2 separate regions of the Homo sapiens genome follow, and region 1 is linked to region 2. Evidence: chromatin loops called from intact Hi-C (ENCODE). Cell type or tissue: B cell. All regions are shown on one strand. Links, peaks and the distances in the headings refer to the core of each region. The heading gives the core; the rest is flanking DNA.

Region 1 (10,726 bases), core at 1,343-9,342, 650 kb before region 2:
TGCAACCAGGTTTTCTCTGAGGTTCTACCTCATCTGTCTGGATCTAGGAAAGATTAACTGAGAGTCTGACACTTTTAAATGTCTGAAAGAAACATTTATCTATTCTTTCTGGGGGACTGCTACCCACTTTTGCTTACAAGCCTCCTCTTCTCGCCTATAACCTGCTTTGCCACCGCAACCCAATTTAGCAGCATAACCCATTTGACCATGCTTGGAGTCCTCATTCTTTCTGTAACCTAAAGATGGTATCCAAGATTCTGAACCTCATTGGGGTGTTGGGGTAATCACTCTGTTGTTCTCCCTCATGTACACATTAGTAAATTTGTATGCCTTTTCTCTTATTAATCTGCCTTTTGTCAGTTGATTTTTTTAGTGACCATTGAGAGGGCAAAGAGGAAGTCTTCCCTTGGCCCCTACCCAAGCCACAACCATCATCTCTGCCTCAAAATGTGGAAGATGAATGAGAAGAGAGCATCTCAATTACAATTCGACATCCATTCAATAAATATATGTGGTGTACTTACCATTATAGAAGTATTGTTCTAGGTACTAGAGATAAAACCTTGAAGAAGTAGAATGGATCCTGACATTATGACCCTGATATTCTAGAGAGAGACAGAGATTATAAAGTAAATAAGTGAGATAATTTCAAATAGAAATAAAAAATATGCATAAAATTTAAAAGGTACTATATTAAAGAATGACCAGGTTAAAGAAAGCCACTCTGGGGAGATGATGTTTTAATTGAGACTTGAATGAAAATCACCAGGTATATGAAAACCTGGGAGACAAGCATTTGTCAACCTAAAATAATCAAAAGGATCAGAATCTAGCTTAAAGAGAGTTGATTCAAACACAAAGTCTGAGGACAAGCTACCTGGGAATCATGGATTCCAAAAAGTAAAAGTCAGTGTCTTGAAGTGTAGAAGTTTGGGATCATGTATATAAACAAAGTTTAGGAGAGGTGAAGAGAATTTCAACATTTATGTAAGGCCAAATGCGTACTTACAGTGATATGATTAGTCTAGGTGGTATTTTTCTTTTTGGAAAGGTATATTTAACATTCCACACTGAAGATGTAACAGTAACAGGGTCTTGGTTGCCATCTGATCTGAGTTAAGTATAGGACAATACAGGAGACAGGAGGCAGTTAATCTACAACAAAGGTCAATGACTAAAGCTAGAGCGGTCTAGTCACTGGTCTCTCCTTCTCATTTCCAGAACAGGAACAATGAGGGAGAAAGCTCATCTATAATCTAAGATGCAAAATTGCAGCCAGGCGCGGTGGTTCACGCCTGTAATCCCAGCAATTGGGAGGCCAAGGAGGGCAGATCACCTGAGGTCAGGAGTTTGAGACCAGCCTGACCAACATGGAGAAACCCCATCTCTACTAAAAATACAAAATTAGCCTGGCATGGTGGCTCGTGCCTGTAATCCCAGCTACTTGGGAGGCTGAGGCAGGAGAATCTCTTGAACCCGGGAGGCGGAGGTTGCGGTGAGCTGAGATCGCGTTGTTGCACTCCAGCCTGGGCAGCAAGAGCGAAACTCCGTCTAAAAAAAAAAAAAAAAAGATGCAGAATTGCAAACCTGTTACATGACTCAGTCTCCAGGATTTAACTTTTTCCTTGGCATGATAAATTTAGAAGGTCTTGAAATGTTATTTTATTTTACATACTCTAAGCAGAGGCAGCTGGATCTGCAAATGCTCTAAAGATGCAGTGTGTTTGAAATGCATGAAAAGCAGATGGATACCTAATGTGGCTGGAATGTGGGCAACAAGAAGTGTGGTAGACCATGAGATCAGAGAAGCTCTGTGATGCTGGTAAGTTTGGAAAGTATTGAGGAGTTTCAGGCAGGGAATGACATGATCTGATTTTTCCATTCACAAAGGTCCCTCTGGCTCTGGTGGGAGACTAGTCTGTAGGGCTGAAGGTTAGAATTTGGGACATCAGTAGGAAGCTATTGTAAAACCCCAGGGGAGAGACAAAGGTAGCTTGGACTAAGAGGTTAAAATGGAGAGCAGTGGAATACTTCAGAAACTATATTTGGAAGTAGAGGCTGTAGGATTTCTATGAGGCAGGCAAAGGAAGAAGAGGAAATCAACAAATCCCGTAACTGCTGCTGATAATGAACTTTAAGAATTTGCCAGGATGGTTTTATTGACTCTAGCTAACATGGTGTTCTTATCAAATCTCCAAGTTAAACTAATTTGTTAAATTTACTCTCATTTTCAGGACATGTAGTGTCATAAAGAAGAAATGACTAAGCCAATTAATATGATTAAGACTATAATTTATGACATGATCTACTTTCCATTGCAGGGGAAATAATGACTTTAAAAGAGGTATATTATTAGGGAGAAGATGATGACAGGCGTTTGAGAGTTTTCATTCTTAAAGTTGACAATCTTATACAACCTTATACATAAACCACCTTACAACTGCCTTTAGAACTTCTCTATCACTATTACTATCTTTAGTTATTACCTCTCATTTTTGTGTATGTCTTTATATCTTATTAAATAGTAAACTTACTTATGCTTTTTATATCTTCCCCATCATTTAACACATTTTTCTTTCTCACAATAATGGCTCAACAAACATTTTCAGTGTGCAAATCAATTCCTCTTGGAGAAATAGTTCCATCATCTTCCCCTTTTCATAGTTTACTCATTCTACCGGTACAATTCAGCTACATCTCCTCTGAAAGCCTCTGATGCCTCCTCATTCTTTCCAGAGTATTTCATTGTCACCTCTTTCACTGAACTGCTCTTTACTCTCCTGTTAACATTGCATTTGCTGGGCCATATCGACAGGGAAATCAGTCCCTCCATCATTAATAGAACTTTATGTCTCATATTCCAAAACTTAAAATTTCACCTAACAAAAGGAAACTTAATAATTTACTCCTCTGGACAAATACTGAAATCCCTTTTTAGATCTTGAATTCTTCATTCTCCTGAACAAATTCAATAAACTCTTTAAAAGATCCTTAATGTTTTACTAGATGATAATTGTGGCCAGTATGCTGTTTCAAATACTGTATTTCAAATTCAAAATTTCAATGGTATTCCTTTCAAATAAACTAAAACTCACCAAAAAATAATAGTATCCACTTTCCCCTTGCAATTGACCACTCACCAGATCTCATCTCCTTGACTTAAGTGCATAGGCACCTCCTTTACTGCAAATCACAAAACAAATCTTGAAGAGGGTCTTTCGTACTCAAGTGTAAAAGAAAATCTTTAATTTTCATGTGTTTAAGAAAGAGCAGGTAGTTTCCCCAGTGCCTGGCTGGTGTGTACTCTCCTTCCTTCTTACAATGAACTTCTATCAAGAGCAAAATCTTTTTTTTAGATTTTGAAGCTGTGCTTCTTTTTTATGCAATATCTTATCCACTAAACCATAAACTAATACTCATCATAATGTCTGTAACAAATTTTTTAAATACATTACAGTATATATTAAGAAATCAATGAGTAAATAAATTAATAACTGCTTTGCTGGCTATTACATTGAGGGCAATCTCATCTGAGCCAAATTTTTTAAAATTTTAAATTCAGTCAGATTTGCATTAGAAAGCCTCCTTTGTGCAAACACTCCAGGGTAACTGTGCAAAGTTGCTTTGAAAGTAAATGTCATCAAATATTAATAAGATAAGCCAAGGGAAATAAGGTTGTAGTTTATCCTGGATTAAAAAGGGCATTTTTCCCCCTGAAGTATGAACACATATAGGAATTGAAAACTCTGACCCAGACACCAGACAGAGGTGTGTGGGTGGCCAAGCTAACTAAGAAAAGCAGATTGAGTGTGGCATATTGGTAAGATTAAATGGATATAAAAACCTCCGAAATGGGGAACAAAGACCTTAAAAAATGCTGCTATTTTTCCATTTAAATCTTCTCCCAGGATATACAACTGTCCAAAAAATCTAAGAGCAAAATAAATGTTGAGGTATATTCTAATAATCTATCATGCTGTGCCTACCATAATTAAAACAGTCCAGGATCTCTACTCTGGGGTCTAGAAAGGCCTCATGTATTTTGACCTAAGAAAAAATAGAAACGATGCTCTGGCTTGATAGAGCTCTCACTGAGAATGGAAGAAAGGGGATTCTATAAATATAAATATAAAGCTCACACTTTCTATTCTATAAATATAAATATAAAATATAAATATAAAGCTCACACTCAAAAGACAGTTTCCATTGTGAAAAATATTTTATTAGATCGGAAATAAAATACTAAAAAAGGAGCCAATTGGTCATTAAACAAAGTTAGGCATCCTGGATCTTCCCCCACATCATGATCCTGCTAAGCACAAGAGACCCATCATCAGCCCTAGAACTTATCTTATACATAAGTGATGCGTGGTAGTAATAAGGGCATTGGATTAAGAGTCAGAAGAGCTGGATTTTAATTCTAACTCTGCAACAAATTGGCCAGTTGACCTAAGCCAAATTATTCACTTCTCTGGGCCTCAGTTTACTCATCTGAAATAAAAATACCACTAATATCAATCTCACATGGCTATATAAATATATGTGTGGTATAAACAGAATAAACTATAACTTTGACAGTATGTTGGGATAGGCCCTCTACCATCCCAACCTCTTCCCCACGTGCTTAAAGTTTGATATTATGAAAATAAAGAAGCCTTGCATGTATAATTAGCTATAAACTTTTAAGTCATTAACTAGTAAGAAATAATATGGTGTAACTAACTGGCATCACATTTTCCCTGATGTTGTCTACTATAGCCTCTCCTCTGCGAGAGAGCCTAGATAAAGAATGTATGGACTGGACCCACCCTGAAGGAAAGAAAATTGTACACTAGACCAAAAAGAAAATATTCAAATATATTCAAATCAATCTGAAAAAAAAATGTCAAAAATCAAGCTGGGATGTAAAGCTGCCTCTAAAATTGTTCCTCCAACCTGGTACCACTTAGGTTAATTGTGCCATATCGAACATTAGTGAACCCAGTGGTGCCACTGGCACGTCCTGGCCACTAGGGGGAGGTGGCAAGCCCTACTCTGTTTTAAAAAAAAAAAATCAAGAGTCTTGTATCAAAGCCAAAGAGGTACTTATTGAAGGGAAAGAATTATTTTGATTTTCTGGAGCCATAGGAACTCCTGCCATCAAATTATTTCTCTGGGATACAGAAGAACAAGCATAGCAGTTTTATTCCTTGGAAAGAAAGATGAAACAAAATACAAACTCGAGAATTAAAAATTTGATATTTTGTGCATAACTGCCTTTAAACTTCCATTTGCAAATCAATGGATTAAAATTGCCAGAGAGAGCACCCCAATGTGCTATCTTCAGATAATTGACACATTTATTTATTTTTAAATTTGATATGCTGTAACTATTTATTGCCCTGTGTGTCAGAGGTGGGCCAGAGAACTGAATATGCCCGTGCCCTTATGTCTAGTAGTAGGGCCAGACCAATTACAGCATATGTAATAGACAAACTGACACTGCTATACTGCTTGCTTTTCTTTCTTTATGAATAAATATATGTGTATGTGTGTCTGTCATGTATCATGTATATATGTGTGTCTATGTATGTATCATATGTATGTATCATGTATATGTGTGTGTGTGTCATGTAGTCTTTTGTGTGTGTGTCTATATATACACAGTACCACCTTGAGAACTAGAATACACTGTATGCTTTAAACTGTCTGTTGGCTCCTTCCCAAACCCAATTACCTGTTTCCACCCATATTGAGTCACTACTGTGTACACTGTGTTTATCATTTTATTGCTTTTTATAAGATAGCTTTCATCACACATATGTATGCTTAACAATATATATTTTAGATTTTTTGCTCAGGAGTTTATTAAAATTACATCATTCTGTATATATTTTTAAGGTTTGTTTTTTCTTTCAACAATATGTTTCTAAGCTTCATCCATTTTCCAGATAAGTGTCATGTATTCTTTCTCACTGTTAAATAGTATTTCATGGTGGATTATACCACAGTGTATTTAATTATTATTTCCATTTCTGCTGTTATAATTGATTAATATTATTGCTACAAGCATTCTTGCTTATATCCCTTAGAATGCAGAAGCAAGAGTGTCCCAAGGGCATATACCCAGTAGAATTGCTGGATCATAGGTCGTATTCATCTTCAACTTTTAAGAAAATACTAAATTGTTTCCCAAAGTTGTGGTTCCACTTTATGCCATTACTCGTAAAGTATGAGAGTTCTCCTTACTCCACATCCTTTACCAGGATCAGCATTGTCAGACTCCTTTATTTTGTTTTGTCAGTTAAATGGTTGTAAATAGTTCCCTGTTGAAGTCATAATTTGCATAAAGAGGTTGAACTTCTTTTCAAACGTTAATCATGTTTATTTCTTCCATGAAATAACTGTGCACATCCTTTGTTCAGTTTTCAATTGAATTGTTCTTTATTTTCTTTGCAGATTTCTTTTAGATTCTAATCTTTAGTTTGTCTTAGGTGTTGAAAATATCTTCTCTGAGATTTTGGTTTGTCCTTTTCGCCTTTGTTTTGGTTTCTTTTTATGTTAGAGGATCTTTTAATATAATAATGCTATCAACCATTTCTTGTAAGATTATTGCTATTTGTATCATATTTAAAATAGTCTCCTATTTTTATTCTAATATTTTTCTAAGTTTGCCTTTCACATTAATGCCTTTTATCAATTTAGAATTCATTTTCAGGTAGAAAGTAAGGTAGGGATTAAAGTTTTCTCATATGTTAACCAGTTGTCCCAGCATCATTTCTAATGATCTACATTGCCCTTCTCTCTACTTTTTTGTTACAATTTTAACTATTTCATCTTGATATGTAAAAATGCAATTGCATTATTGAAGTGGATTTTATGTATAGCCACCTAAACTCTCTTGTTAATCCTAATATATTATCTGTGGATATTTTGGGGGTTTCTATGTAGATAAGCCTATCATCTCTGTAATTAATTTTGTGTATTCTTTTCTCTGGTAGGCTGAATAACAGCCTCTCAAAGATACCAAAATGCACATTCCTAGAACCTGTTAATTTGTTACCTTACATAATGAAAGGGATTTTGCAGATATGGTTTAGTTAAAAATCTTGAGAAGAAAAGAGCATCCTGAATTATCCAGATGGACCCAAAGTAATCACAAGTATCTTTATAAGAGGGAAGCAGAAAGAGATTTGATTACAATAGTAGGAGATGAGATGAAAAAAGCAAGAGACTGTAGTGATTCAAGAAAGAGGGCATGAGCTAAGGAATACTGAGAATGTTTAGAATCTGAAGAAGCCAAAGATTCTTCCCTCAAAACCTCCAAAAAAACCAGCTCTGCTGACATCTTAGCTTTACTCTAATGAGATTAATTTTGAACTTCAAACCTCCAGAACTATAAGCTAATAAAATTTTGTTTTTAGCTACTAATTTTGTATTACTAATACACTTTCTAATCAGTTTCATTTGTTTTTCTTGCCTTATTGCTTTGGCCAGAAGTCCTAGCAAAATGTGTCAGCAAGTATTTTTGTTTCGTTCTAATTACATGCTTTTCCAACAGATTCTCAAATATGATGAGAAGGAAATTCCATAATACTCTAGACATTTTCCATTTTATTCAAATTATTTTCTAAAGTTTATAATTAAGACTGGAAAGTATACTGTAAAATATTCTAGGCGCACTACCTTAAATGGTAGCCACCTAATTGTCATGCCTATAAAAACGATCACTGCCATAAGCATCAGGTTCACATACATTCTTTATTTGTGATTGACTGGTATCTCTTCCATCTCTGGAAAGGACTGAGGTATCAAAATTGTTAGAATAGGAAGATTAAAAATTATAGCAAAATAGCATAATATTTTAGGAGGAGAGAAAACAGACATTCCAGGTACCTGCAATGAGTAGTGAGCACAATAAGAGTTCTTAAAACTGTCAGTTTGCAGGACTTAATTTACAAGGTAAAGCCTGACTTACCCATTACTCAAATATCAGAGTGACTTTGTAAATATATAAATAGCCATCACTGCTAACAGCAATATGATATCATGAAGACTAGGGAGTCTCAACTGTCAATCGATACCATGGTTGGTGAAATTTGGGGATGTTTCATCAAAATGCACTCTTTATTTAATGGTTTATAGTGTAATAACTTTTAGTATTTACAACTGATTATTTATCTAACAGAGTGCTTAAATTAATTTTAAATATAGTTTAACAAAAGTAGGCAGATAAAAGCTATAGACCATTTTTGTGCAAGTTGACATCATAATTCTTATCATTCTCCTGAGGGAAAAATTATATATTATTTTCTCCATTTAATCAATTGATTCAGTCCAGCAAGAACTGACCAATCAATGGATCGTAAACTCAATTCTGTAAAATTTATTGGAGAAAGCAATAAAAAAACTTTAAAGGTGCTCTTGTATAGCCTAATTCCTCAGTGAGGACTAAAATAATTATAAAGCTATAAATTCATGAGCTCTAATAATCTCTTTAAAAGATTTTTCTGTGCTCCCTCACATTTGGATAGATTTTTTTGAAAACAGTTTCAGATTCCTTGAAATCTTTGCTGTCTTTTCTAGTCTAGTTTTGTGCCACAAAAATTGCCTTCTTTGGCTTTCATAACAGTTTTGTTCATACTCATTTTGGAGACATACACACAAGGTAAGCAATAATATTTCTTGCACCAGGTGGAGAAGTCTGCTTGCCATGGTTTTCAATCCAGGACTTGCTTTCCTCATAAATTGTACCTTTTCTCTTCTGATTTATTCCTGAAGAGACAGCTCATTCCACTGGACTTTTTTCTACAAAGGAAAACATCAATACAAATAAAATTTATTTTCCTCAGCAAGTAATTTTATGGATTGATCATGTGCTGCTTTAACCTTCTCGCTACAGCTATCCTTCCCTCATATGGACTTGCATCCCTGATACATAAAATAAAAATAGAGGAAAGGACATATAAAGATTTCACCTTGAAATGTACCACCTACCCATTTCTCAGGATTAAATGTAGAGCTTTCAGTGGGAGGAGTGAAAAGATGTTTCAATAAACCTGACAAAAATTAAAGAAAACACTCTCCCAATTCAAACATCCTCCTAGGATTTATTGCTTTAATCTGCCTTTGCAGCCCAAGATCTGGTGCTCTAAATAAATTGAAAAATAGGAGACAAAAGTTTTACAGTTTAGTCTGAGCTCTGATGTAAGTCTTAGGAAAGGGTAATAATATCTAACATCAGTTGAAAATCTACTATAAACCAGACTTTTGAACATTTGATGTACTTTACATATCCTAATTTATGTGGTCCTCATAAAAACTCTGTGAGTTAGTCACCTATGAAAAAACAGTTGAGGCATACAGAGATTAAGTAAAATGCCCAAAGCCATAACCTATAATCCCTCGTTAAAAAGTTCTTCGCATTTTATGTTATCCAACCTGCTCACCAGAACAGGAAACTAGATAGAGATTTAATGTATAACCCTAGGTAGAAGTTAACTATTACACTAATTCCCCTAAATTCTGGTGGTGGTAAAGAGTCTGAAGGAAGCCCAAATCCAGCAGAGGAGAGAACACTACTACCATGTGAAGTGTAGTATACTGGAATCTAAGGAAAAAGGACAGGTATAATACCTGGTTCCTGTCCTCCAAAGTTTTATACTCTAAGGATAAGCTTAGATATTCACATAAAGCAATTAATTAGTAATTCAATCCAGCACCAATTTATTCTATTCAATACCATAGACATTTGCTGAGAGATTACTCTATTTTACAAATTAACTAAAGATGCCAAAATCAAGGTCTTTTTTCAAGAAGAAAAATGAGAAAAGCATGAGATCTGTTTGAAAGAAATCAAGGTTTATGGGGAAATAACCTGTCAACTACCAATCAAAATTTCAATGTAGTCAATGCACTCAGGAACTAGGTACCCAAGAGGAAGACGTGACTCACATTTCCTAGAAGACTAAAGAATGCTTGCCAAGAAAGGTAATTCTTAAGCTAAATCTTAAGGAATAAGTCTATAGTAATCCCATGAATTGAATATTTCTCACTTGAAAATATAAATTTTCATTCCTAAATAAAACTGAATTGTATTTGACATTTCCTTGATACATTGTAGCTCTGCAAGCCTGAGAGTATTGTCCATTTGTGGACACAATTAACTTCATATGTTGCAAATCAGTCTAACTTGGGGCATGACATTTGGAAAATTAATTTAGTGAAAGTGCATTGCCAGGGCAATGAATAAATGAACTTCAAATCAGTACCCCTATGCTGGCTAATTCAAAAGCTAATCAGTGACTAGATAAATACATAATTCTTCCATTTTATCCATTACAATGCCTTATTTTTCACACATTTCAGGAATCTAAGGATTTGGATATATATTATGGGTTATTGTCATTATAATTTTTAAATAAGGTCAAAATCCAACATTTTGACATATTCACCATTAGTTTACTACTTCAGGTACGTTCATTCTTTGAATACATCCATATTGAGAACCCACTCAGTGCCAAACTCTGTTCAGGGATTGAAGGATACAGATGTTAACAAGGAAAGCAAGATTCTAATTTTGAGGAAAACTACACTCTAATAGAGAAAAAAACGACAATAAATATGTAGGAATTGAATAAATAAGCTAATTTTAGATGATATTAATAATAAGTGCTATGAAGAAAGTAAATTTAAAGGGTAGTAGGTTAGAGAATGAATTGAGGCTGTAGAAAAAAGCTACTTTAGC
Region 2 (10,726 bases), core at 1,657-9,656:
GATCCCTCATGGCTTGGTGCTGTCTTCACAATAGTGACTTATTTCCAGATTTAGTCATTGTTTTTTCTCTCTCTCTCTTTCACCACGCTACATGCCTGCTCTGCCTTCACCTTCCACCATGACTGTAAGATTCCTGAGGCCTCCCCAGGAGCTAAGCAGATGCCAGCACTATGCTTTCTGTAAAGCCTACGGAACTGTGAGCCAATAAAACCTCTCTTCTTTATAGACTACCCAGTCTCAGGTATATCTTTATAGCAATGCAAAGTATTACTTTGGTTATCAGAAAAACAAGAGCAAATAATAAAAATATCAAAGCTTAACAATAACAAAAAGAAATCCAATCATATGACCTGAAACTATGTATCTATGTAAGTTACAGAGAAGTTTATAAGTAGGTCAGTAGGACCTAGACAAGGATGACAAATAAGTTTTACCTTGGAAGCCTACTGTAGTTGACTGGTTGTGGTTGCTTGAAGCACTATATTGAAAGGGCCCCTGACGCTAAATCAGTTTTAGCAGGCAGGAGTACCATACTGAGGGATATCTTCCAGGAAAACAGAAGGGGTGGGAATTGTGGCATTCATGCTAGATGAATTCCAATGCCAGATGAATACCAACCACTCCATGACTTTAAATCCAGGTGTGGACTATTTTCAACCCTTTCTGTTCAGTTGATTGCTCCCAAGAATGCCTATTTGTACACTCTTTGTCTATTTGAACTCTCCATATCAATGTCTGAGAGATCTCAAACTTATATCCAAAACAGAATTTTTTATCTACAGTCCTCTTTAAAAATAAAAACATTACCTTTCTCCCAGTCCCCTCTCTTTTAGTAATGACACCTCATTCACTCAGTTGCCCAGATTAAAAACTCTAGAAACTATCCTTAATTCCCCTCTTTCACTCAACCCTGACCCACACATTTATATTCTCAAGCAAATCTTGTTAGCTGTACCCCAAAGCATTTTCTAACTTTTCTGTGTCTCTCCATTTCTAAGGTTAGTACCTAAGACCAAGCCACCATGGCCTCTCACCTGGTCCACTTTAAATAATAGCCTTCTAGCTGGTCTGCCTGTTCTCACTTGTGCCCCCTTATAATCTATTATCCACACAGCAGCCAAAATCATTTTTTAAAACAAATATCCTTATTGTGTCCCATTGCACTTGGAATAAAATCCAAACTCCTAACCCTAGGTAGTCTTCCCCAGCCTATTTCTCCAACTTTATCTCAAACCACTCTCCTCTTACTCCCTATGCTTCAGCCATGCTGGCCTCCTTTCAGTATCAAAGCTGCTTTTACCACAAGGCTTTTCTACCAACTGATACCTAGACTAGAATGTTCTTCCTCTGACAAGCTTTTCTTACGACAATAAGATCTCAGGTTAAAGGCCTCTTCTTCAGAAGTCTTCCAGATCTACTCAATTTAAAGTGGCAACTCAGTCACTATCATATAATCCTATCTTAAATCCACACAATACAAATAACTATTTGGCATTTGAGCCGTCTAATTTATTAATTTGTTTATTGTCTCACTCTCCTATTATAGGATCAAGACAGTGAAGATCTTATCTACGATTAAGTAGGTGAGAGGGCCTGCTTAATAAATATTTGGTGAAGATGATTTGTGCAGTTTTCTTCATGTGTGTTATATTCAGTAAAACAAGTTTTCTTTGTGTGTCTGTGTATGTTTACTTATTTATACTAGAGGAATAAATGAATGAGAACAGAACTAAGTAAGAATTCCCAATTTGGAATTAAAGTAATTCTCTGAGGTTGAAAAAAAAAACCCACAAATTTATTTTGATTCAAATTCAAAGTGTACCAATTTTTTTTTTCTTTTTTTTTTTTGGCCAGGGAGATTTAGGTGCTGACTTTAAAACAATGAAAAAACAATTTGCCCTAATGGAGCTTGAGGGCAATAACAAATAGGCTATGGTAAGTAAATGCCATGAAAAGGGTACTACAGTAGAAGGTGCTATACATGCAATCAACCCAGCCTGGGAGGTAGAGAATCAGGAAATGCTTCCCAAAGAAATGCCATTTAAACTGAATCTGATCTGAAGGATGAGTAATTGTGATACATACACATATGCTGGTGGGAAGGGGTGGGGGGTGTGGCAAGAAAGACATGAAGTATAAGAGTATTTTGAATAGAGGAAATATGAGCAAAGCCCAGAATCCAGAGAGCTGATAACATACTCAGGGAACTAAAACTAACTTACTGTGGCTGAAGAGCAAAGTATGAATTGAGAAGTACTGAGAGAGACCAAAGAGGTCAACAAGGTTAATATATCATGAAGCCTGCTAAGGAGTTCAGACCCTATCCTAAGGGTAAGAGTCATTAAAATATTTAAATACTTTTATATGTAATATAATCCTTATTAACAAAAGATAATTTTAGCCAATGTGATGTGTTTAGAGGGAGACAGAAAGGTCAACCTGGAGATTGTTACAGTTTTCCAGGTAAGACATAATTATAGCCAGAATTAGAATAGTAAGAGTGGAGACAAAAGTGAATATTAAGATCCTAGTCTAAGAAGAATTAGAAGCAGTTAAGTGAACACTAAAAGCACAAATAAACAGGTATAGTTGTAACAGTGAATAAATTACCAAAAGTCAGATTTCACAGAATATGGGACATCTAAGCTGAAATTTCAACAAGGTACAGTAAGATTTCCAAAGAAGAAGAAAAGGCATTTCAAACTTTACGAAATCCTTTTATTTTCCTTTTTATATAGAGACAGGATCTCACTCTGTCACCCAGGCTGGAATGCAGTGGCACCATCATAGCTATCTGCAGCCTCAAACTCCTGGGTTCAAGAGATCCTCCGGCCTCAGCATCCCAAGTAGCTGCAACTATAGGTACACAACCACCATGCCCAGCTAATTTTTAAATTTTTTGTAGAAACATGGTTTCACCATGTTGCCCAGGCTGGTCTTATACTCCTGGCCTCAAACAATCCTCCTGTCTCAGCCTCCCAAAATGCTGGAATTATAGTTGTAAAGCACTGTGCTGAGCTTATAACAGACTTTTATATAGCAGAGTTATTTCCCTGTTCAAATAATTTGAAAAAATTAAAAAATAATCTGTATGTTTAAAATGTATATCCTATTTTTTTAGGCAGAAACTTTAAAAAAAAATCTCCATTTATGACTCATCTTACATTATGATTTCATCATACTTTATTAAATCTATTCTAGGCTGGGCGCGGTGGCTCACGCCTGTAATCCCAGCACTTTGGGAGGCCGAGGCGGGCGGATCACGAGGTCAGGAGATCGAGACCATCCTGGCTAACACGGTGAAACCCCGTCTCTACTAAAAATACAAAAAATTAGCCGGGCGAGGTGGCGGGCGCCTGTAGTCCCAGCTACTCGGGAGGCTGAGGCAGGAGAATGGCGTGAACCCCAGGGGGCGGAGCCTGCAGTGAGCCGAGATTGCGCCACTGCACTCCAGCCTGGGCGACAGCGAGACTCCGTCTCAAAAAAAAAAAAAAAAAAAAAAAAAAAAAAATCTATTCTAACAAACTACAAGCTATAAAAATCTTGAGTCTGGCCTCTAGCAGATCTTAGTTATCATTACAAAAAAGTTCCTGACAGTAAAATCACAATGAAAAAATAAAAACAGTCCAGTCAAGACATATACAGTGTATATGTAAATTTTTAAATAACTTTAAAATGGAACATAATGTCTTATCATTATGATAAAAATTAGACCAATAATAAAATGTATCTCAGGATGAGTTAAACTTAAAAGATAACAACTGTACAATCTAATTCAGCAAATATTTATTGAGAATTTATACACCTACACACATTTATCTTTCCATATACATTGTCCCTGTAGTAGGAAATAGAAAGATAAAGAGCTACGAGGCAGATGCTTCCTCAAGAATTTTGTAAGCCAGATGGGAAGACGGACATAATTCATTTCAGGTAGCATTTTTACAAGACTTCTACAATGATAATGTGACTTTATGAATAAAAATGGTTCTAGCAGAGGAGTCTTTGATATTCCTTTGCATTTAATAATGTAAGATGCAGATGTCAAAGGATTAATACACTAACTATAGTGAATATATTTTATATTTCCATTATTTTACTCTATAGATGTAATGTTGCATTCAAGAAAATTACTATTGATTTGAATTATGACCAAAAATTTAACTGCCAAATATCAAAAAGAAACATCAAACTCTAGGTAACAAATACATGGCAAACACAGAAAACATATAAAAATGAAAAGGGTATCTGGCCGGGTGCGGTGGCTCATGCCTGTAATCCCAGCGCTTTCAGAGGCTGAGGCAGGTGGATCACCTGAGGTCAAGAGTTTGAGACCAGCCTGGCCAACATGGTAAAACCCCATCTCTATTAAAAATACAAAAATTAGCTGGGCACTAACGTACAGCTGGTTGCAGTTGTCTGTAATCCCAGCTACTTGAGAGGCTGACGCAGGAGAATTGCTTCAACCCAGGAGGCAGAGATGGCTATGAGCCGAGACAGTGCCACAGCACTCCAGCCTGGGTGACAGAGCGAGACTCTGTCTCAAAAAAAAAAAAAAAAAAAAAGCAAGCAAAGGAAAACCAACATAATTATTTGTATTTTAGACCTATAATTTAAGTAACATATTTCTCTCTCAGTCTCACTTTAATACTTGAAAGTAACAATAACACTTACCTTACAACTATAAGAATGGCTATAAGAATTGAACAGATAGGATCTGCTATCATCAGACCAAAATTTTGCATCATGATGGCAGAAGCAATTACACCAATACTTCCAAGTGTATCTGCTAGGATATGTAAAAATACACCTAGAAATAAACCATAATAAAAATCAAAACAGTCTTTTGGTTAATTTAAAATACGAATATATCCTAGAGCTATACTCTTAATTTTATATATAAAAAACTAGATATCAACTTCAAAAATAAGTAAGCATGTATATTCACCATTTAGTAACCATGTAATAGTACATTTATGAATTAAAATCACTTTTTCTGTTTCAAATCAACAGGGGTTGAAATATCTGACTGGTAATTTATACCTTTTCTTAATGATATAAATGAAGTAGAGAAGCAAGTTGATTTTAAAAATTGTTTGTGAACATTCACCTCTGGCTAACAGGAGTCCAAAAGTCAGTAATTTGTTATGGGATGGAAATTGCATTAGGCTAAAAGAACTGGTCAAGAAAACATTTTTAACTATAGATATACGTACATACAGAGCCCTCTGCTGGTGATTACAATTATTACCATTTGGGACTACAATTTCCCATAAACCATAATTTCACTTATCCTGTTACACTTATTAATTATCCTAAAAGCTCTATCTAAACTGGTTACATACTACACTCAGAGGTGACGTGAAAGCAGGCACTGATTTGAATATTTTTAAATAAATATAAAATACATGTTGAACTTTTAATAATTAAATATTAAATTGGTAGGATACTGATGTTATACTGATATTCTAAAAACTTAGACATAATAACATTTAGTAAGTCAAAGTTGCCCAGAAAACCATTTAAAATGTCAAGAAGTAAGATTTATGTACAATACTTTCTGAAAAAACTCAACTGAGACAAATTATTCAACGTTTAGATCTTTAATACAAAATTTCTATACCACAAACATTCTTTTAAACTTCAATCATGTCTTGCTAAAAATAGAACATTATTCAATACCATCATCTGCCCTATCTGAAAAGAAATAGTTAATGCATAAAAAGCATGTATGTAGTTGAGAAATACTTGATTTTTCTTTTTTAGTATTCACTGCACAATAAAGGGTGAACTGTAATTATTTTTAGGTATATAAATACAAACAAACTCAAGAAATGTTCTAATAACTTAAAAATTGACTGCTAATGAGTCAAATCAAATCTTGTGTTCTGGAAAATTATACTTCATTTTATCTGCCACTGATGGAAATTTATATCAAATATTATATTAAATATAAATCATCCCTCACTACCTACATATAACTTTTCGTTTATATACAGTTTAACTCTATTATTATAACTGTTCTTCAAAAAGAACAGTCCTTTAAGAACAACTTTCTTAAAAATATTTCCAAAAGAAATAAATTTTGTCAGACATACTTATAGAATAAATATTCGGTTCCTATCACGTATTTCAAATAGCAGTGAATTAAATAGGTTAATAATGTTGGGGCCACTTTAACTTTTAAAACTACAACTGGAAAAAAAATACACATCAAAGCAGATTGAAGGTCCCTAACTACAAACTCTTATATATGATACATGCTTTTAAGCCTTTATATTCTTTAATCAGTGTTTTGGTAGAATAAAAAATGAAAATAACTCTAAACATGAAAAGAAAAAGAAAATAATGATTTGTAAGAAAATAATGATTTGTTCTTGATTTTCCTTAGACTGGAAAGTCCCTGGCTACCATTTATTTGCTAACCTGAAAACTGGTTTTATTAGTAAGTGTCATTAAAACTACCTAAAGCCTTCTTACTACATAAACTGTTTAAGAAAAAAATCACTAAGAAAGAAACATAAACTAGGATGTTTAACTTATACAAAGTTAAAAGCCTTAGAAGATGTGGTAGGATACTGATAACCTAACCCCCCAAAACCTTAGTAAGCCAGGAGTCAAGATGTAGCATATAATTGAAAAACATAATTAATTCAAGTTTTTCATGTATGAGTATCTATCTACCTGGTCATTTTACAAGAAGTTTTTAATGCCAGGTAGTTTTCTCTGTTCTTCAGCTATTTACTGGGCTCTTCAGCCACCATAAATTGATAAATATTCAGAAAATATAAATTTATTTTCACAATAACTTATATAAAAGAGAATTAGAAAGGCAAATCTAACTTCCTTTCCTCCAACTTGTGATGACTTTCAAAATTAAATTCTTATTATCAAGGCTAATTTATAGTACTTGATATAGATGCATCATATATGCATGATTATATGTTATTTCAGCAAATGTTATTCTAAAACAATTCCATATCTTTTGTAAATGGAAAACCTGTGATTGGAAGACACATTTAAGCCTTCTGAAAATAAATTTCTCAGTATGAAGGAATATATTCACAGTGAAAAAATAAAAAACGAGAGTTATATAAAGAAATAGTGAAGACAAATAGGTGCAGTTGAGATTGGATCAGAAGCCATTCAGAAAGTCAGACTGAAGTCAAAAGTTAATAAAGGCAAGTAGATAGCTGGGAATTAGGAAACCCTGACAATAAAGTCTAAATGGAAACTCAGAGCCAGAGATTGATTAATAACCTACCGCCCCACCCACAAAAACAAAACAAAACAAAAAAAAATTACTATAATTCATAGACAGGATTTTCTCTGGCATGTAAAACTTTGTAATATACAATTTTACACATGTATTAGCTATTGATGGCCTACAAATATTATGGAGTTCTCACTTTGCATTAAATCTTTAGCTCTAAATTTTCCCACAACATAAAAACATATTAAATATTATTCTTGGAAAAACTACATAATAATCCTGTAAAAGCAAACATACTCCTACAGACAGTCCTCGACTTAAAATGATCAACTTATGACTTTGGCTTCATGATGGTGTGAAAGCAGTATGCATTCAGTAGAAACTATACTTCAAATTTTGAATTTTGATCTTTTCCTGGGCTGGCAATAATGTGCTATGATCATCTCTCATGATGCTGGGCAGCAACAGCAGGCGGCAGCTCCCAGTCAGCCAAGCAATCACAAGGGTAAACAACTGATACTGTACTCTACAGTGGACTGTATTAAATAAATTACATGAGATATTCAACACTTTATTATAAAATAGGCTTTGTGTTAGATGATTTTGCCCAACTGTAGGCTAATGCAAGTGTTCTGAGCACATTTAAGGTAGGCAAGGCAAAACTATGATGTTCGGTAGGTTAGGTGTATTAAATGCATTTTCAACCTACAGTATCTTCAATTTACCACGGGTTTATTAGGACACAACCCCACAGTAAATCAAGAAGCATCTATACAATGTTTATAGTCACAGGCATGGGTATTACTTATATTCAAGCAGAATAGTTTCCGAATCTTTTTGAGATACGAGTCTCATATGTTCCCCAGGGTGGTCTCAAACTCTTGGGCGCAAGCAAGCAATTCTCCTGAGTAGCTGGGATTGTGGGGACATGCCAAGTGCACCCAGCTCTATATTTTGCTTTTATTATCAAATCAGAGAAAACAGTCAAGTGACAATTAAAAGAATGTCTGCTAATATATCTAATAGTATATAAAAAACAATCACTAGAAAGGCTAACACTAAACACAAACACTATGTTTTATATTTTTCTTAAAGGAAAACTTCAGACAACTAAAACTTCAAAACTATAAAAGCAGTTTCAAAAAACTAAGAAACATAAAAATTGCTTGTCATACCTTGTAAAATCTGTCTGCTGGGTCCTGTTGTTTCTTTTAAGGACGGGCCATCTGTAGAGAATTAAGTTATTTTAAAACATGTTTTCAATTCCTCATTCAAGTTTTTACAATTCAGAGTCCTTTTCATTCAAATGCATCATCAAGAATGCATGGCTATATAGCCATATCAAACTTACAAATTTATTTTTTAAATTTAATAAAATAATTGAGTGGAGGTAAATTTAGTGGCAGTAGTTTTAAAATTCATCAAAAGTATGGAGTATTTCAGAAATTATTGTATTAAAAAGATTAAAAGCACAGGAAATTAAAGACATTGTGAAAATCTTCCAGTATTCATAAAATATCTTTTAATACTCTTACAATTGGAAAATTCAGAGAAACCCAAATGTACTGCTTGAAGTTATGAGGTCCAAGAAATGAAGCCAGGATAGAAAGATAACTTGACTATGGTAAACAGTAGTTTTCAACAGCTTCTAGATTAATGTGGCAAACTCTTGATACAGAAGAGATAAAAATAATTTTTTTCATTTTGCTTTTATGATGACAAAATGCTATAATTTCTATCTCTAAACATCTTGAAAATTACTATTCAGCTTTAACATTAAAACAGAAAATATAGGAAAACAAGGCAAAAGATGAGCAATATTTGTTTAAACAGATCATCAGGAAGACTGACAAGCTTTCTGATCACAACTAACAATGTACCTACTATCATCATTTGTTCATGGCCCACAGCACCAAAAAGGTCAAGGTACCCTTATCAGTACAGCTTTGATAGAGCATTATAACAATGTTCTGCAATAATGTAACAAAGAAATATAAAAGCATAACACCATATAATATTTCCTATCTAGATATTGTACTGCTGTATGGGAATGAAGAAGTAGCTACCCTGAAAAATCCAGCTGATAGCCAAAAGTGTAAGAGATATGCAGTTTTTCAACATTATTTTGGGATGCATGTGAGCAAAAAAGTTGGAAAAGCAAGGTTTTAAAGCATACCAGTGTAACTGTTATAAAAATACAGGATATTTTAGAGACTGACACAGGCAACAGGCAAAAATAGACAAGAAGGATTACATCAAATTAAAAAGCTTCTGCAAGGCAAAGGAACCAAATAACAAAATGAAAAGGCAACTTACAGAATGACAGAAAATATTTGCAAACTATGTATCTGATAAAATATATACAGAACTCACAATCAACAGCAAAGGTAAATAAATAACCTGATTTTAAAATGGTCAAAGAGTTACAGAACGACAAACATTGCATGTTCTCACTTATTTGTGGAGTACAAAAATTCAAAACAATTAAACTCATGGAAGCAGAGAGTAGAAGGATGGTTACCAGAGGCTGGGAAGGGTAGTGTGGTGCTGCAGGAGTGAGGATGGTTAATGGGTACAAAAAAAAAAAAAAAAAAAAAAGAATGAATGAATAAGATTTACTATTTGATAGCACAACAGGGTGACTACAGTCAATATTAATTGTACCTTTCAAAATAACTAAAAGAGTGTAACTGGATTGTTTGTAATACAAAGGATAAATGCCTGAGGAGAAGGATACCTCATCTCCATGATGTGATTATTTCACACTGCATGCCTGTATCAAAACATCTCATGTACCCCATAACAATATACACCTACTGGTTGGGCACAGTGGCTCACACCTGTAATCTCAGCAGTTCGGGAGGCCAAGGCAGGTGGATCACGATGTCAGGAGATTGAGACCATCCTGGCTAACACGGTGAAACCTCGTCTCTACTAAAAATACAAAAAGTTAGCTGGGTGTGGTGGCACACGCCTGTAATCCAGCTACTCGGGAGGCTGAGGCAGGAGATTCACTTGAACCCGGGAGGCAGAGGTTGCAGTGAGCCGATATCGCACCACTGAACTCCAGCCTGGGTGACAGAGCGAGACTCCATCTCAAAAATAAATAAATAAATAAATAATAAGAATATACAGCTACTATGTACCCACAAAAATTAAAAATAAAAAAATTTATTAAAAAAATAAAAAAGTAATAAATGGCCGAAGGAATAAAATAGACATTTCTCCAAAGAAGACATACAAATAGCCAACAGGTACATTAAAAGATGCTCAACATCACTAATCATCAGGGAAATGCAAATCAGAATCACAATAAGATATCATATCATACCTGTTAGGATGTCTATTACCAAAAAAGCAAAAGACAGTAAGTGTTGGGAAAGCTGTAGAGAAAAGGAAACCCTTGTATACTACTGGTGGCAATGTAAACTGGTGCAGACACTATGGAAAACAGTATGGAGGGTCCTCAAAAAAACAATAATGGAACTACCGTATGATCAGCAAACTGGGTAT

Evidence for each region. A loop is a pair of places that touch in the nucleus more often than their neighbours do. Peaks named below come from ENCODE experiments on the same cell type or tissue, not always from the same donor. Only the 100,000 strongest peaks of a DNase experiment are listed, where the experiment ranks them.
Region 1: it touches region 2 in a loop (11-fold over the local background); 3 of 110 quality-filtered maps call a loop at or near these places.

The regions. Positions count from the first base shown.
Region 1 is chr1:101,562,059-101,572,784 of GRCh38, reverse strand. No RefSeq gene overlaps it. Among named protein-coding and RNA genes, the nearest start is that of LINC01709, 72 kb to the left of the region's middle. RefSeq lists an enhancer at 5,052-5,101. In B cell, for the core only: a CTCF peak has its summit at 5,014 (motif pointing right); a DNase peak (open chromatin) is centred at 5,004.
Region 2 is chr1:100,915,790-100,926,515 of GRCh38, reverse strand. It overlaps SLC30A7 (solute carrier family 30 member 7), which reads right to left. Exons shown (of 11, transcript NM_133496.5): 7 at 8,389-8,439; 8 at 4,675-4,810. Among named protein-coding and RNA genes, the nearest start is that of SLC30A7, 25 kb to the right of the region's middle. In B cell, for the core only: CTCF peaks have their summits at 5,031 and 5,232 (motif pointing left); a DNase peak (open chromatin) is centred at 5,215; H3K27ac peaks cover 973 bases.